Linked DNA regions of Homo sapiens: region 1 is linked to region 2. Evidence: read pairs that join two places in POLR2A ChIA-PET (ENCODE). Cell type or tissue: PC-9. All regions are shown on one strand.

The links. ChIA-PET counts read pairs that join two places held together with the same protein. Peaks named below come from ENCODE experiments on the same cell type or tissue, not always from the same donor. Only the 100,000 strongest peaks of a DNase experiment are listed, where the experiment ranks them.
Region 1: POLR2A ChIA-PET joins it to region 2 with 5 read pairs; 14 of 35 experiments call an interaction of 5 or more read pairs at or near these places.

Annotation. Positions count from the first base shown.
Region 1 is chr14:61,483,694-61,487,693 of GRCh38, forward strand. It overlaps PRKCH (protein kinase C eta), which reads left to right. Exons shown (of 14, transcript NM_006255.5): 10 at 1,809-1,963. Among named protein-coding and RNA genes, the nearest start is that of PRKCH-AS2, 60 kb to the right of the region's middle. In PC-9, no CTCF peak of the experiment used is centred here; a DNase peak (open chromatin) is centred at 1,658; H3K4me3 peaks cover 355 bases; H3K27ac peaks cover 1,592 bases.
Region 2 is chr14:61,766,724-61,770,723 of GRCh38, forward strand. SNAPC1 (small nuclear RNA activating complex polypeptide 1) reads left to right here. Exons shown (of 10, transcript NM_003082.4): 2 at 153-312; 3 at 489-629; 4 at 1,913-2,017. Among named protein-coding and RNA genes, the nearest start is that of SNAPC1, 6.3 kb to the left of the region's middle. In PC-9, no CTCF peak of the experiment used is centred here; no DNase peak of the experiment used is centred here.

The DNA of each region.
Region 1 (4,000 bases), 280 kb before region 2:
CAGCTGTGAATGTGTGGAAACACCCTGTGCAAAGCCGGTGGCACTTACAACCACAAATAAAGATAGGTTCAAGGCTGGGTGTGGTAGCTCATGCCTGTAATCCCAGCACTTTGGGAGGTTGAGGTGGGAGTATTGCTTGAGCTCAGGACTCGAGACCAGCCTGGGCAATATAATGAGACCCCATCTCTACTAAAAATCAAAGCCGGGTGTGGTGGCGCACGCCTGTAGTCCCAACTACTCCAGAGGCTGAGGTAGGAGGATTGCTTGAGCCCTGGAGGTCAAGGCTGCAGTGAGCCAAGATCGTGCCACTGCACTTCAGCTTGGGTGACAGAATGAGACCCTGTCTCACCCAAAAATAATGATAGGTTCTGTGTATCTGCATCCGTTGGTAAAATACCACTTTCCTCGCAAAATAATCTGCAATCCCACAAAATGGTATCACGGGGTCCCAAGTCGATGGCACTCATCCTGTGGGCCTTAGCTCATGTTTCCCTTGCTCAGAGACGTCGCCTGACCCCCAGGCAGGTGACCAGATATCACGCTTCCTCTGCTTTTCCTTCACAGGATTTACCAGAATTTGTCAATCTGCTTGTGTCACTTTTTTTTTTTTTTTTTTTTTTGAGTAATGTGTTTCTCACACCAAACTCTGTATGGGGAGAGGCTGTGTCTGCTCTACTCTCTATGGGATCCCGGCTCCGAACTCAGCACCAGCTAATCAGGAATTTCATAAATGTCACAGGAAGGAGTGAGGAAACCCATTTATCTTAGAGGTGCTTGAAGCAAAACGTTTTACACTTAGATAAATCTTGGATCACTTTTTAAATGAGACCTACACGTTTCTTTCATGAAGCAGTCATGATTTCCATAGCACTTTATTCACACTACTTGCATAGTATTTAGTACACTGCATAGTGACTTTTAAGAGTCCACTTTTACCTGCTAGGTTGAGAGTCACTTAAGGGGGAGATGGCATCTCGCTCATTTCTACATTCCGACTCTTGACTCAATCTTTTGAAGGACTGAGTGGTATTTCCAATGTGGATGCTACTGTGAGGCTGTCATTTGGCTTCCTTTTTTTTTTTTTTTTTTTGGAAGAAGGAGTCTTACTCCTGTCGCTCAGGTGGGAGTGCCGTGGCACAATCACAGCTCATTGCAGCCTTTACTTCCCGGGCTCAGGTGATCCTCCTGCCTAATTTTTTTTTTATTTTTTTGTATAGACAACCTCTTGCTATATTGCCCAGGCTGGTCTTGAACCCCTGGGCTCAAGGGATCCACCCACATAGGCCTCCCAAATTGGTAGGATTACAGGCATGAGCCACTGCACCCGGCCTCCACTTCTGTTTGGCTGACTTGTCTAAAGGGGTGTTCTTTTTCTGTGATTGTTCTCTGCCCATTTGTGAGAACTAGAGCACCTGCTAGGTGTCCTTTACTTTGGGTAATTAACCCCACATGTTCCAGATTAAAGGCATTTACCTTTCGATTTACATTCTCTCTCCAGGTACATGACCTTTAAGGTACAGAGCTGGAACTCGAGTCAAAGGTTTCTGATGCCTTCTGTACTTTTGATTTCATGTAGCAATTCAAGGCTGTGTGAAATGAACTACAGGAGATCCAGGTGCTGCTCTGCCCAGGGGATCTAATCCCACCAGACCGGTTGCACTGCACCCTGACCCATGGTCAGGATGTTTCCTGGAATACATCCACTTGACAGTGTCCTCTCTATGCCACAGCCTTAGGCAATATGCTGCTGATGGAGCTCTAGGTTAATTGCTACACCACATTGGGCCCTCTCTTGTGTTTGTATCCAGGATCGTCTGTTTTTTGTGATGGAGTTTGTGAATGGGGGTGACTTGATGTTCCACATTCAGAAGTCTCGTCGTTTTGATGAAGCACGAGCTCGCTTCTATGCTGCAGAAATCATTTCGGCTCTCATGTTCCTCCATGATAAAGGAATCATCTATAGGTGAGTTTTGGTTGCTGCCCTGTCTTCTAATTCACTGCCTCTTCCCTCTCCTGGTATGATCCATCCTTCCACTTCTCATGATAATCAGTTGAAACCTTTTTTGGAATTAAATTCACAGAAGTTTTGTTTTGGTTTTTGTTTTTGAGACAGGGTCTCACTCCATAGCCCGGGCTGGAGTGCAGTGGCGCAATCATGGCTCACTGCAGCCGGTCCATCTGGACCTCCCAAGTAGATAGCTGGGACTACAGGCACGCACCACTACACATGGCTAATTTTTATTTTTTATTTTTTGTAGAGACAGGGGTCTTGCAATGTTGCCCAGGCTTCACAAAGGTTCCAAGGATCCATTAGGATAAATTAATAACAGTAATAAACACTGCCTGCAATCTAAAATTTGCCTCACTTTGTATTCATAAAATAGGCCCGACAGTCTCAGAAGAGACTGTTTATTCATGAATTGGTTCAGCCCCAGTTTGCTAAGGACCTGTCATAGCCAAGACCTGCAGGGTGCTAAACACACTGTTGTTCTCTTTTTTTCATTTTAACATTTGAAGTGAATCCCTTAACCATGATTCTATTCCATTTTAAGAATCTACACCTTAACTAAAGGGTGTGGCTAACCTGCTCTAAGTTACAAGAATTACAGTCATGTGGAGCATGGCTCACCAGTCAGGAGCTAGGTGAGCCACTTGTGAGCAGTGTCCTGCATGATAATATCTTCCGTGTGTAGCCCCCTCCCAAATATTTGATTCTCCATTTTGTGACACACAATCTTTTGATCATAATATACCATACTTTGAATGGACTCCGAATCTGCTTGATGTTGTTAAGTCTCAGAATTCAACAGATATCAAATGTAACTTTAGTCAGAGAGAAGGTTGGAGACAGTGAGAAGTGTAATAGTGAATGTTAGATAATTTTTATTCTCACATTTTCCTGTTTTTTTTTCTGCTGTTAGTGTCCTCACCTAATTGCACATATGCTCTTTTTTCTTTTTTATTGTTTTATTTCTTTTCTTTCTTTCTTTCTTTTTTTTTTTTTAAGACAGTGTCTTGCTATTTTGGCTAGGTCGGTCTTGAACTCCTGGCCTCAAGCAATCCTCCCACCTTGGCCTCCTAAAGTGCTAGGATTACAGGCATGAGTCACCACACCCAGCTCACATAAACTCTTTTTCTCTTGAGATGCAATTGTTGCTTTCCTTAGAGAAAAATTTTCGTATATTAGGGGCATGAATGCCAAAGTAAAGGATTTCCTGATTGAAATTTGCTATTTATTAACCTTGTTAAATGCAGTTCCTATCATAAACTCATGACAGTATTGACATCATTATTAAATTATAAGAGCTTTAAAAACAGTGAATATTCTTAAATACCGTGGGAGTCAAAATAGGAAGAGAACAAGTAGTAACTCTCTTAGAGAGAGTGCAGTAAGACTGGTGGGTGGTGCTGGAGATAAGTGGGAACGCAAGCACTGCATAGCAGGTGTGGCAGGTACCACAGAGACACTTCTCTAATTCATTCTCAGTGCAGATCCCCTAGACCTCAACTCCATACAGTGCATTTATCACAGCCTCACGGCACTGTGCAGGAGGGAAGAGGGTGCAGAACTGGGAACCAGCCTGGATAAGGACAGTGGGAGCCACCTGTTTGAAAGCAGTCTAGGATCTCTGCTCGTTCTTAGGTCACGGGGCTGCAGCAGGTTGATTAGGCAGCTTGTTTTGAGCTTTCTTGACCAGGCTGTGGGGATTAGATCACAGCATTTTTTTCCCACTCTCCACTTTCTTTCCAGTGTATGCTTTGTGGAGGTTGCTGGTATGATCTCTGATGGTGAAGGGAGTTAAGCGTCGTCCTCATGCTATCAGACTCCAGGCAGTAAATTCCATTTTTGTTCTCCTCTCCGCGGCTAATCCAGCCATCTCCACTCCGCTTGCCCCGAAGAGAGACGTTTCCACATGTAGTTTTAAAAACTACATGTAAGTAATGACTCCCCTACTTGACAGGGACTTCTGCTGCAGATCAAAATAATATTAACAACAAG
Region 2 (4,000 bases):
TAAAATTATCTCTTTGTGCTTGAATCATGAAAGAATCAGGTATGGAATCCTCATCAAATTATAACTACCGTTTAAACAAGTATATACTTTTGGCTTTTGTTCATTACTTATTCACTTAATGAGTCGTAATATATTTTCTCTCTGTTTATTAGTGGCAGAATGAGAAATTTAGAAAAGAACATGTTTACAAAAGAAGCTTTAGCTTTGGCTTGGCGATATTTTTTACCTCCATACACCTTCCAGATCAGAGTTGGTGCTTTGTATCTGCTATATGGATTATATAATACCCAACTGTGTCAACCAAAACAAAAGGTAATACTTAGTGAGTTATTTTTCCTTAGCAGAAATGTAAAACAAGTACCATATTTTTATAATAAATATTATATGATTAAATATGATTTAAATAAAATGCCAGTATTTTAAAATTATAATATGTTTGTGAAAAAATATTTACATTTAGTACAACTTTTTTTTCTTCCTGGTTGCAGATCAGAGTTGCCCTGAAGGATTGGGATGAAGTTTTAAAATTTCAGCAAGATTTAGTAAATGCACAGCATTTTGATGCAGCTTATATTTTTAGGAAGCTACGACTAGACAGAGCATTTCACTTTACAGCAATGCCCAAATTGGTATGTTGCCTAAAATAATTTGGTTTTTTCAAAATGAGCAATTATACTTTATTGTCCATAAAACCTCTCAATCTCCAGAAAATGGAATAAGTATTGATAGTGTTCAAGACTTTTAGCTTTTTTTTTTTTTAGACAGAGTCTTGCTCTGTCGCCCAGGCTGGAGTGCAGTGGCACCATCTCGGCTGACTGCAACCTCCGCCTCCCGGGTTCGAGGGATTTTCCTGCCTCAGCCTTCTGAGTAGCTGGGACTACAGGCATGCGCCACCACACCAAGCTAATTTTTGTATTTTTAGTAGAGACAAGGTTTCACCATGTTGTCCAGGATGGTCTTGATCTCTTGACCTCGTGATCCACTCACCTTGGCCTACCAAAGTGTTGGGATTACAGGCGTGAGCCACTGCGCCCGGCCTGGCTTGTAACTTTTTTTGTGTGTGTGTGCCTTTTTGATACAGAGTCTTGCCCTGTCGCCCAGGCTGGAGTACAGTGGTGCTATCTCAGCTCACTGCAACCTCCGCCTCCAGGGTTCAGGCAATTCTCCTGTCTCAGTCTCCTGAGTAGCTGGGACTACAGGCGCCCTCCACCACGCCTAGCTAATTTTTGTATTTTTAGTAGAGATGGGGTTTCACCATATTGGTCAGGCTGGTCTTGAACTCCTGACCTCAGGTGATCCACCCGCCTCAGCCTCCCAAAGTGCTGCTCACCTCAGGTGAGCCACCATGCCCGGCCTTGTAGCTTTTTTAAAATAGGAGAAGGTATTTTCTAATTACTACTTTTTTTTCTGCAAGCAAAAATTTAGCCTTTGCTTTTTAAATGCAGTGTATCTGGGTGCCACATATTAAGCGAACTGTTTTGAGAACAAATTAGATTTGGCATCTGCATTTGCTCATGTCTCAAACATCAGAGGAGGTTACTGAAAGACGTACAAAATTGTTAAAAATTCTTTGGTGAAAAGTTGAAACTTCTAATAGCATTTGTTTTTTTTTAATCTAGTGGTAATTGAGACACTAGGTTGAAGAGCACTAGTTCTGGTTCTGCCATTAGCTGGCAAATTATGTAATTTCTGTCTTATCTGAATTTGTAGGCATGTGGCATGGCATGTGAGAGGATACTTCACAAGTCTAACAGTCTTTGGAACGTGGATATTTAACAGATGTACCCTTACAGCTGGTTTTGTTTTATCTGTGTTTACTTATAGACAATTTTTAGTGCTGGCTTATATTTCAATACTTTTAACAATACTGTTTAAAAGATACTCATTTAAAAAGACACGTATTATCACATAGCTGTCATATAGGATGAAGAAAAAAATTCACCGAGCTGAAGTTACAGAAGAATTTAAGGACCCAAGTGATCGTGTGATGAAACTTATCACTTCTGATGTATTAGAGGTAAATTTTCTTTTATGCTCTTGAAAATTTTTAAAAATTGTTTTATTGCCAACTACATATTGAGGTTATACCTTCATCTACTGGATACTGATTTTTCTAATGATTTTAACCACTCTAGGATGCTATTTCTCTAGAGTATCAGACATAAAATAGCCTAAATATATCAAGGCTTACAAATCTTGAAATAGCGTGAGAAAAAAAGATGTAGAAGACTGGACCTGGACTGAAGATGTGTGGATTCTGTTACTAAAACTATTGTTTGTATTTGACTTTAGTTAGGTCATAAAACAAGAGTTTAAAGTGACTTTACTTACTTTTTTAAAAAAACAATATACATGACCAGGCATGGTGGCTCACACCTGTAATCTCAGCACTTTGGGAGGCCGAGGTGGGTGGATCACGAAGTCAGGAGTTTGAGACTAGCCTGGCCAATATGGTGAAATCCCGTCTCTACTAAAAATACAAAAGTTAGCTGGGCATGGTGGCGCACGTCTGTGGTCCCAGCTACTGGGGAGGCTGAGGCTGGAGAATCACAAACCCCAGAGGTAGAGGTTGCAGTGAGCTGAGATCGCACCGCTGCACTCCAGCCTGGGCAACAGAGCAAGATTCCGTTTTGAAAAACAAAAAAACCAATGTGCATTTATTTCCTGAGGTTTTTTTTTTTTTTTTTTTTCTCACACGGAGTCTTGCTCTGTCACCCAGGCTGGAGTGCAGTGGTGCAATCTCAGCTCATTGTAACCTCCGCCTCCCAGGTTCAAGCAATTCTCCTGCCTCAGCCTCCCGAGTAGCTGGGACCACAGGCGTGTGCCACCATGCCCGGCTGATTTTTTGTATTTTTGGTAGAAACAGGGTTTTGCCGTGTTAGCCAGGATGGTCTCGATCTCCTGACCTGGTGATCTGCCCACCTCTGTCTCCCAAAGTGCTGGGATTACAGGCGTGAGCCACTGCACCCAGCCTACTTCCTGAGTTTTAACATTTATTTTAAAACCTACCATTGAAAACAGTGAGTCTATTTTGATAATATATTTTCGTATTTTGTTTGAGTGTACAGTATTGGGAAAAATCTTATGCATGGATAAGTAGTGTTACAAATCTTTTTAAGCATGAGTAGAAAAGCATTGCTTTGAGGTTGAAACAAAATCTCAGTACAGGGTTACAGTATTCCAAATCAATGATATTTCAAAAGAACATATAGAGAGGAGACGAGAGGGTAAGGGGACACTTTGGTCGTGCTTTTAAATTTTCTTTAAGCCTAAATGTCTCCCTCATTACTATTAGGATTATAATATTTTATTTCATTCGGTTGTTCTGCAAATTGAAATGAGGTGATGCCTAAATAGTGCTGAGTGTGGTATATTACACACAGTATATACCCTTAATAAATGTTAATTCCCTTTTTCTCCAGCCCTACTCAGTCTTTTCTTGTATTACAATTGAAAGACAGGGATCAGATCTTAGATTTACTCAAATGTTTGTTTAGATGCCCCCATGTTCTTTTTTTTTTTTTTTTTCTTGTCCCTGACACAGGATCTTCCTCTGTCACCCAGGCTGGAATGTAGTGGCACGATCTTGGCTTGCAGCAACCTCTGCCTCCTAGTTTCAAGTGATTCTTGTGTCTCAACCCACTGAGTAGCTGGGATTACAGTTGTGCACCACCATGCCCAACTAATTTTTTCTATTTTTAATAGAGGTGAGGTTTCACTGTGTTGACCAGGTTGGTCTTGAACTCCTGGCCTCAAGCGATCTGCCTGCATTGGCCTCCTAAAGTGGTGAGTTTACAGGTGTGAGCCACTGTGCCCGGTCGCCCCCACGTTGCAATAACATCAGCCTGTCAGGTTGTTTGTAATTCAGGTAGCAAATTGATTTTTGGGAGCACTCTGGGTCTGTTCTGTAAAGTAACTTTATTTTTGAGCAAGGATCCTTAATCTCTGGCCTGGAGATGGTCCATGTCCCTCTCCCCCACCACATTGTATGAAAAATTGA